Regions from separate parts of the Mus musculus genome. Here region 2 is linked to region 1. The links are chromatin loops, found by intact Hi-C in ENCODE. Cell type or tissue: gastrocnemius. All regions are shown on one strand.

Evidence for each region. Hi-C counts contacts between places; a loop is a spot of excess contacts. Peaks named below come from ENCODE experiments on the same cell type or tissue, not always from the same donor. Only the 100,000 strongest peaks of a DNase experiment are listed, where the experiment ranks them.
Region 2: a loop joins it to region 1, with 2.1 times the contacts of the local background. A loop is called at or near these places in 2 of 42 quality-filtered maps.

What each region holds. Positions count from the first base shown.
Region 1 is chr11:95,445,433-95,450,432 of GRCm38, reverse strand. The region is part of intron 1 of Spop (speckle-type BTB/POZ protein); the gene reads right to left. Among named protein-coding and RNA genes, the nearest start is that of Spop, 34 kb to the right of the region's middle. In gastrocnemius, no CTCF peak of the experiment used is centred here; no DNase peak of the experiment used is centred here; H3K27ac peaks cover 896 bases.
Region 2 is chr11:95,501,727-95,506,726 of GRCm38, reverse strand. No RefSeq gene overlaps it. Among named protein-coding and RNA genes, the nearest start is that of Nxph3, 10 kb to the left of the region's middle. In gastrocnemius, a CTCF peak has its summit at 2,155 (motif pointing right); DNase peaks (open chromatin) are centred at 2,295 and 2,769; H3K4me3 peaks cover 523 bases; H3K27ac peaks cover 1,146 bases.

The sequences.
Region 1 (5,000 bases):
AATGGTATCACTAGAACATTAAGCCTAGGGCCAGGCATGGTGATGCATGGCTTTTATTTTAGAATGCAGAAGGCAGGTGGATCTCTGTTGAGTTCAAGGCTAACGTGGTCCACTTAAGAGTTTCAGACCAGTGCTGGAGAGATGGCTCAGGGGTTAAGAGCACTGACTGCTCTTCCAGAGGTCCTGAGTTCAATTCCCAGCAACCATATGGTGGCTCACAACCATCTGTAATGGGATCTGATGCCCTCTTCTGGTGTGTCTGAAGAGAGCAATGGTGTACTCATATACATAAAATAAATAAATCTTAAGAGAAAGAGTGTGAGTGTGAGTGAGTCTGAGTTTCAGACCAGCAAGGGCCACATAGTGAGACCCTGTCTCAAAACCAAACAAACAAAATATGAATGGCTAAGCATATGTATACCAACATGGATAGAGGTCAGAAAATAATAAATGAAGAAGTGATTGTTGTAGAATCTTTAGCTAAGTGTGGTGGCACACATTTGATCCCAGCACTTGGGAGCCAGAGGCAGAAGTATCTCTTTGTGTTCCAGACCAGCCCATTCTATATAGATAGCTCCAGGACAGCAAGGACTACATAGAGACCCTGTCCAAAAGAAAAGAAAAAAGAATCTTTAAATATGTGCAGTATACATATATATGTATATACATACATAAGTACTTACATATCTAAAATTTATATGAAGATGGAACACATAAAGCTTACATTGAAAGGATATGTATTATAACATTTTCTGTGGAACAAGGATAGGAACTAAGGATGACTTAACTGATGATATTTCTCATGTTCTTTATTGGGCTTTCATCAAAATTCAGGGGAAACAGAATTAGAAAAGCTAAAAAGAGAGTAATCTTTTAAACACACAATAATGTAGTCTGAATGAAGCCTCATCACACCTACAAAACCAATGACTCTAACCAGATCTCCTTAGTGAGAACCTTGGTAGTAAAACCTGTAACTGATAGAAATAATGTAGCATGGGTGACCTGAGCACAGAGTACAAAGAGACTGCTTCACGCTTTAGTAAGGAAGCACCTTTTAAACAAAAGGGAGGCTCAGTGACCTAGCAGGCCTGCAAAAAGACTTTGGTCTCTGCAGGGAATGCTTGCACAGAGCCCCTTCTCACCCCTCTCTACCGTGCTGCCCTGAAAAACCAACCCCCCTCTTCTAATCACCTCAAATTTTAGTGTGTAAAAAAACACGAGATTTTTTTTTTATTTTGAGGGGGGAAGACTACTTTGAAATATTTTAAGTCTTTCTTCATTCTAATATTTCTCCTTCCTTTTCTTTTTCTGTTTGTTCTATCTCTGGCATATTTGTACTTTTCATTTCTTGAGCGATAATATAATTCTAAAGAAACCAAATAAAACCCCATTACATAGCCCAAATCTAAAATAAAAGGGGAAAAGTAAGAAATAAAAATTAACTTTATATTGCTGTCTTCATTTCAGCAACAAGAGTAGAAATAAAGTTCTGACTATCAGGTGAGGGGGTGAAATCAAACTTACTCATACATCATAATATTCAATTGATTCAGAGTTCCCTCTTTTACAAATCATTTTGCTTATGAACGATCAAGGCACCTGAATAGGTCTGTACAACTGACTACTATAGTAGAATCTATAACTTCAAAATCCAGAGCTGTGATACAATCTGTATCCCTACCTCATCCTCCTGTCTCCACCAAGGGCCTGTTTAGTTCCATGTTTGGGGCAGTAGAAGGGCTCCCTCAAAGCAGAACTGCATTCAGTGCTAAGTGGCTTCAGTCCTATTTTCAAAGCACTCTGACATTCATGATCGTATTTGGGATTTTTACCAACTTGGTGAAGCATGCAAAACAAGCATCTTACAAACAAGGAAACAGGCTTCCCAGCTGTCCTGTCACGTGGTTATTAAGCAGCTTAAGTTAGACTACGAGCCTTTTAACTACTAATCTAATAGTTTAATCCTTTGACTTCCTGATCCTTACATAAGGTTCTATGTAAGAATATGTCTTTTGTTAAACATGTAAAAATTTGGGAAAATATCTCACAGGCAGTATGTTTAAATACTCTAGCTTGAAATTTGATTTGATTTTTATTTCATTTTCTTTTTAAGATAGGATCTTATGAGCACAGGCTGGCCTCAAAGTCTCTATGTAACTGAAGATGGCTTTGAAATTCCGAGTCTCCTGCTTTGGCCTCCTCATTGCTAGAATGTGCCATTGTGCCTGGCTCAATTTCATTTTTAATGGCAACTCTGTAGAAATGGTTTTGGGTTCTAGTGAGTTCTGAGCATCGTCATTAACATGGAGACATGAGCAAGCCACTGACCGGGTTTACACCTTCATCTAAGAACAGACACTATGTACCTTCTAGACTAACTCTCCACACATTAACACCTCAGCCTCAGTTCTTTAAAATGTTTACTATCCCAATGTACCAGAATAATATTCTACTGTTTCTAGGAAATCAGTTCCTTTCCTTCTAAAGTTACAGAATTAAAAAGCAGAATTTCTACGGTTCTTTGTATTTATTTGTGGCATCCAGCATAACTACAATATTAACTGCACTAACTTCAACGCAGATGCTTAGGCCAAACCCCTGTATTTGTATATTCTGTTCATTATCAAGTCCTTCCAATCACTAGGCTTTACTTTCTATTATTCACTGTATCCAAGTCACAGTGATCTCTCCACGGAACAGTTGTTACCTGTTCCTAGCATCCTAACTTCCTCTGTATGAAGCTCAACCTAGTCTCTACAAAGCAGCCATGGTAAACATTTTAAAATGCCAACCAGATCACACCACATTTAAAGTAAAATTCAGTCTTTATTATCACACCCTAGAGGATTCTTATACATGGAAGCCAGTTTATGTTAAATTCATGGCCTACCTACCCTTCTTGACCATCTTTTAACTCAAAAAAACACTGCCCTTCTATAAACAAGCCAAGCTTGTTTTCATCTCAGGCCTTTGATTCTTTCTTCCTTGCCGAGAAGTTCCTTAAAACCATTTTCCTAGACATTTTAATTGCTAGCTCCTTTTTGGTTTTTTGTTTGTTTGGTTGGTTGGTTGGTTGGTTGGTTGATTGGTTCTTCAAGACAGGGTTTCTCTGTGTAGCCCTGGCTGTCCTGGAACTCACTTTGTAGACCAGGCTAGCCTCGAACTCAGAAATCCGCCTGCCTCTGCCTCCTGAGTGCTGGGATTAAAGGCTGGGATTAAAGGCGTGGGCAACCACACCCCGGCTTGTTGTTTTGTTTTTTGAGACAGGGTCTCACTAGGTGGTATCCCTGAATGGCCTGGAACTCACTGTGTAGACCAGGCTGCCCTCATAAGAGATCCCCCTTCCTCTGCTTCTGCCTCCTAGTGCTGAGACTGAAGATGTGCATCACCACACTGGCTCACTGGTAGCTTCTTTTTACTAACTCAAGTCATCTCTTAAGGGGTAGAAGGAAAGGGGCCAGTAGCGGGCAAAGTGTCCTTTTATAAAGACTTTCTGGCCTCATTCAGAGGTAACAGCTCAGTCTCTACACCTTGGATGATTTGTTTCGTGTGTATTAACCTATAATGGTGTTTACAGTCCATAGCCTAACCATCTTCTTGGTGCAGCTATGACATTCTAGACAGGTGTGGTACACATGCCTATAATTCCAGTTCTCAAGGGGCAAGAGTTCAAGGACAGCTTGAACTATGTAGCCAGACCCTATGCCAACAAACAAAAAGCAAAACAAACACATTCTGTTTCTACAAAGCTGAGAACAGAGCAGGGAGGGCACTGAGGTTCTCCTGAGAAAATGTTGATTTTTTTAATACAGTGGCTTGCTTCTTTTCTTTTTGGCATCCAATAGGATTTTCTTGTTACTTTGATCATAAACTTTTCAAACAAAGCCATAGACTTATGATACAGAGTAAGTATGGTTTTGAGTCCAGGATTCACTATGCTATGTAGGTTGTGTCAATCTCCCAAGGCCAAGAGACCCTCTTACTTCAGCTTCCTGAGTAGCTGAAGACAGCTGCATGCCACTGGGTCCAACTCTAGGCCATATTTAATCTCAGAAAATTCCCTTATATATAATCATTTAGGTATGATTTTTAAAAATAATTATTCTGCCTCTAGATTTTATCTGTCTCTTTTAACCCACTGAGTCCAATTAGTGCTGTGTGTATGCACAAAGACATGCACGCCTTCGTGAAATACCACCCGCAGGCGCTGCCCCACAGGAACTGTCCACAGTAGCAGCACTTCTCCAGCCTCCCCAGCAGCTCCACAGAGATGGCACCTCAGCTAAAATCGCCTGCAGACTTTTCATCCTAACCCACAGGCCCAATACAGGGAAAAGGGGATGAAAAAAAACCCCACCAATCCCTGAGCTCCTAAACTCAGAACTTAAAATCCCACCAATCTTCAATCTGGAAAGCTCTGCCCTGAAAATCTCTGTTCCCTAGGAAATCCTATCCATGCCTTGCCCTTTGCCCAATTCCCCACTGTCCACCCTGGGAGCAGAGGGCAGCCATCCCTGGATTCATCCTCTCCCTGGCCCCTACAACAAATCTCTTTCATGAGATTTGCTGTCTAATGTGACTCTCTCAGCAGAAGAAGCCAAGAAGCAATGAAAAGAAGAAGGGAAGAGGTGAAAATGTGGAGCTGAGGCTCCTGAGCTCAGCTGGGGATCCCCTCCCCTAGGAGCTGCACCACCTCTGCTGAGGAGGCTTCCTCTCAGAGCTGCATTGTTCCTGAGCTCACAATGCCCTTCTATCTGAGCAGAAATACACCGAGGCTACACTTGTAAAGAAAACCACGACTCCCTCCCCCAGCAGCCATCAGCTGCCCATCACTAGCTCCTCAGCTAAGGTGGTGAGGCTTCCTGAGCCACTGCTGCTCTTCCCTGACAGTGTGTGTAAGGGGAGGGGGCACAGACATGCCACAGTGTACATGTGGAAGTCAAAGGACAACTTTCAGGAGTCTCCTTCCACCTTGGGTTCTATGGATGGAATACTCA
Region 2 (5,000 bases), 56 kb before region 1:
AACTGCAGAGGCTTCTAAGGAAATGGCAACAAGGCATGCAGGGAGCTTGAGCTGGTCCCCAGAGTGGAATGGATTATCTGAATGATCTTGGACAAAGGACCAATGCCCAATGCCTCTTTTGAGAGTGTTTTGTTTTGTTTTGTTTTGAGACTGTTTCTTTGTATAACCTTGGCTGTCTTGAAACTAGCTGGCCTCGAACTCTGAGATCCGCCTGCCTCTGCCTCTGGAGTGCTAGGATGAAAGGTATGTGCCACTTTTGCCTGGCTTGAATATTTTGAGACAGGGTCTCACTATGTAACTTGGCTGGTCTGGAACTTGTTAAATAGACCAGATTGGTCTCAAACTCAGAGATCCACTTGCTTCTGCCTCCTGAGTGCTGGGAACAAAGGTATGTGCCACATCACTCAATGAGCCTCCTTATTTGAAAAAGTGAGAGTTCTCCCTACCTTGGTGCAATGTTGGGGAAATTATTGGGCCAAGGCTGGGCCACGGTGGGACCACGGCGGGACATGGATTCATATTCTAGTTCTGCTACATAATACCTATGGCAGAAATGGCTAATTGTCTCATAATATATGTGATGGTTCATCTGCATTGCCAGCTAGACTGGATGTAGAATGGAGTCGAGGCCATACCTCTACCATTGTGTCGTGTCTGCAAGGGTGTTTTCAGAGAGGTTTAACTGAAGTTGGAAGACTGGCCCCTGGGTGTGGGAAGTATTATCCGGTGGGCTGGCACCCTAGACCGAATAGGAAGAAAGAAAAAGCTGAGCACCAGTATCTATCCCTTTGCTTCCTATGGGTGCAATGTGACCAGCTGTCCCACTCTCATGGTGTCATCCCTTCCCTGCTGTGATGGACTGTCTCTTCAAACTGCAAGCTTATACAAACAAACAAAGCCTTCATTTTAATTTGGTTTTTTTTTTGGGGGGGGGTTGCTTTTCTGAGACAGGGTTTCTCTGTGTAGCCCTGGCTGTCCTGGAACTCACTTTGTAGACCAGGCTGGCCTCGAACCCAGAAATCCACCTGCCTCTGCCTCCCAAGTGCTGGGATTAAAGGCATGTGCCACCACGCCTGGCAGAGACTTCATTTTTATCCATTGTTGTTGTTGTTGTTATAGGAAAAGAGAATTAATATACCATCAGCCTTCCCTGCCTCCTTCATAATGGGATCCCCAGCTGCTAGTTGGGCACACAGCTGCCTGACATAATCCTGTATTTCCCTGGCCCATCCCGCACCCTGGTCTTTTACATGTGACCCTGTGGCTGAGATCTGGCCAGTGACCTTTAGGTCAAGTGCTTATAGAGTAAGTGTCAAGCATCTTAAGGTAGAGGTGTTCACCCTTTGCTCCTTCTCTGTCCCTCATCCACCCTGCTATCTGGCAAATGTGGACACTAGCCTGGAGATGCTAGCATAAGTGCCACGGAGACGTGGGGGAGTGGCAAGCTGGATGGGGATATGGTCTTTGAGAACCCTAAGCTGCCTGCAGACTTCTGTATGTGAGAAAAAATGAAATTCCCATCATCTTCAACCCTCTGTTTTAGGGTTCCTCTTTTTCCCCCTTCCTGAGACAAGGCCTCATATAGCCCAGGCTGGCCTAGCCCAGGTATATATACCAGAAGCTGCCCTTGGGCTCTTCCCAGTCCTCCTACCTCTATCTCTGAGGGCGAGGGCAAAGGCTATAGGCAGGGGCCCTCATGCCCTCAAGATCTCCATTTCTTGAAGCTGTTGTTGAATCTCGTGTTGAAGCACTTCAGTTTCCAGACTTTGGTCTCCTTATTGGTAGAACTGAAATAACGCCCACACATCCCAACACATCTCAGAAATGTTAGAGACTCCTGGGCAAGAAGGAAACTGCTGCTCTCCCCTTCCATGGCCTCATTTATGGAGGTGGTACAAGTCGCTTTATTTCAGGGAGCCCCAGGGAGCTCAGGATTCTCTGCCCCCCATCTGAAGGACCTCCAGGCCCCAAATTCAGTCCTCACGTGTCTAAGTCCCCATACACATTCTGATGTTGGTGACACACAATCCTCGTTAAGGGCCTGACTGATCCCAGCCAGATGGGATCCTAATTTAATTAAAACCCTTTAATTACCTGCAACAACACTGCTTTGGAAGTCCAGAGGCAGAAGGGGGTTAGTGACAGGAGGGGGCACTGTTGACAGGGCGGAGGAGTGGCTGGCCTTTCAGCCCTGAGGGAGCTGGCATTGCCTCCCATGCCTCCCATTGTGGTGGCCACAGAGAGCCTGGAATAGCCAGCACAGCCAGAACTCTGGCTTGGTCTATAGGGCACAGCTGGGGCATGTCGGGGTGTGGTTTTGCAGAACAGATCCTTGGGAAACAGGGTACCAAGCTCTAAAGCCTGATGCTGTCCGTGTGGGCTCTGAGCCGAGAGCAGGACCTGCACGGTCTGCTTACAGGACCCTGGCCCTTCCCCAGGCCAATCTGGGTAGAAGAAAACATGATTCAGATTCCTTTCTGTTGCTCTGGTTAAAAAAACAGGGGTACCTCTGTACCCACCAAAGGAAAGCAGTGTCTATAAAGGTCTCTCTTCAGTCTCATTGTCTTGGGTGTGGAAGGGGAAAGGGGTCACTTTGGTGGGCTGCAGAGGGGTCTCGTAGCTTAAAGACCCCTCCCTGTAATGGCAGAATGAGTCCAGCCTGGCCAGAGTCTGCCAAGCCCTGGCAAGGACAGACCGAAACCCAGACTCGTGAGCTGGGCTATTTATAGGCCTTGTGGACATCATCCGTTAATACCCCTTCTGTTCTTCCTTGGTACTTATTCACTCAACAAATATTGTTTAATAAAGCCTCTCTAACTTCCAGCTGGTCTCCGCTGGGCCAGGAGACCCAGACAAGAGGCATGGGTTTACACTGGAGCCATCGACTCAGAGGAAGTGTTCTATTGGGGTCAATGAGCTGCCAGGGGCTGGGACAGAAACAGGAGTCTCAAGAGGAAGTGGCTCCAGGGTGTGGGAGCCACAGGCCCCGCCCCCTCCCCACAGTCCCGAATGATAGCCCCAGCACGGGAGCAGCTTGGCTTAGCTTTATGGATGGGGTCTTTTGTTTTGTTTTGTTTTGGTTTTTTTGGTTTTTCGAGACAGGGTTTCTCTGTGTAGCCTTGGCTGTCCTGGAACTCACTTTGTAGACCAGGCTGGTCTCGAACTCAGAAATCTGCCTGCCTCTGCCTCCTGAGTGCTGGGATTAAAGGCGTGCGCTACCACGCCCGGCTTGGATAGGGTCTTTTAATACGTAGGGTCTTTGTATGACATCCTTACTGTCCTCCTATACTGGATACCCCCAAACCTGCTTCCTCTGCCATCCTCTCTTCCCAGCCTCTGCAGAGCCGGATCCTAACTTGGACTGTATGTGCAGTACTGTGTACCTGCTCACTTTGGGACTTTTAGAGAATGTGGGCATCCCCGATGGACTCGGGAGAAAGAGAGAGTGCACACAGGGCACACTGTTGTGGCTCCCTGAGGCAGGCGGTGTGGGGCCACCTCTGAATGGTCTGGGTGGTACTTCCCCAGGACTGTAGTGTGACGCTACCCGAACCCAAGTACCTTGGCCCCTTGAGCTGTGTGTGTGACATCACCCCTATTGTGCCTGATGGTACTCTTTGTGAATACCTTCCTTCTCAGGAGGACAGGAATTGGCTGCTGCACCCCTGCAACCCTACGAAGAGCGAGGGCAACAGAGGAAACACAGTGTTGGCACACGTCCTTCCCATCCTCAGTGGACCGTTGTCTTCTCTAGAATGGTCTTCACAGTTCACTCTTGGGAAATGGTGATGAGGGGCTAGGATCATCAATTGTAAAATAAATAAATCTTCTAGCCCCCAACGGCCATCTTCTTTATTCCAGAAGGCCTAACCCAGGACTCCTTTTGTGGCTTGGGAAAAGAGAAGTCTCCAGGGTGCCAGGGAACCTGAGCTCCCTTCTCCCTGGAGTTAGGGTTAGGCTATGTAGAGTCAGCATATGTCTGAAGGGAGTTGGGTTTGAGTCTTCCTTGCTAGGTGATTTTGGTGTGGTCCCCTGGCCTCTCTGAGAGGGGGTAGTAAGCTCCCCCATCTATGCTCACATGGCGACTGGAAGGATGTGCCCTGCCAATAGTGGCACATGTGGCAGGTTCTGGGTTGTTATCACTCAGTTACCCTCCAACTACCTCCTCCAACTCATAAGCGTCTCACAGGAGGAGGAAGGACTTCTCCTTTACAGGGCACACTGTGTAGCTCTGCAGCTGAGGATCGACTCTGGAGCCAGGCTGCCTGGATTCAAACTCCTCTTCTAACACTTCCTTACTGCAAAGTTGGAGAACAACTTTGTATCTGAATTTCTTTTAGGCAGGGAGGGATTGTTGAGGCAGGGCTTCTTTGTGTAGTCCTAGCTGTCCTGGAACGTGTCGCCTCTGACTTGCCACCTGTTCCAGCTCAGCAGACCAGGCTGGCCTCTAACTCAAGAGATCTGCCTGGCTCTGCCTCCCGAGTGCTGGGATTAGAGGTGTGTGCCACTGCTTCGGGCTTGTATCTGAATTTCTTTATTCATGAAGAGGGAGATGAGATGTTCTTTCTCTCTCAGGTTGCTTTTTAGAATGAGTGAAGCATCAAGAAATGTGTGTAGCATGGATGTAGAATCCAGCCACACACTACAACCATCTCTGATACTGGGTGGGAGGCTTGGAGAATGGCGGTCATGGAATGTGCAAGAAAAAAAATCTTAGGTAGTCGGGCGTGGTGGCACACGCCTTTAATCCCAGCACTCGGGAGGCAGAGGCAGGCGAATTTTTGAGTTCAAGGTCAACCTGGTCTACAGAGTGAGTTCCAGGACAGCCAGGGCTATACAGAGAAACCCTGTCTCGAAAAACAAAACAAAACAAACAAACTAAAAATCTTAGGGAAGGTCAGAAGGTTCCCATGGATTTTTACAAAACACATAAAAACAGGGCCTTTGTTTGTATCCTGTAGCTTCATGGGTCAAGACCCCCACTTCTGCAGGCTCTGGAG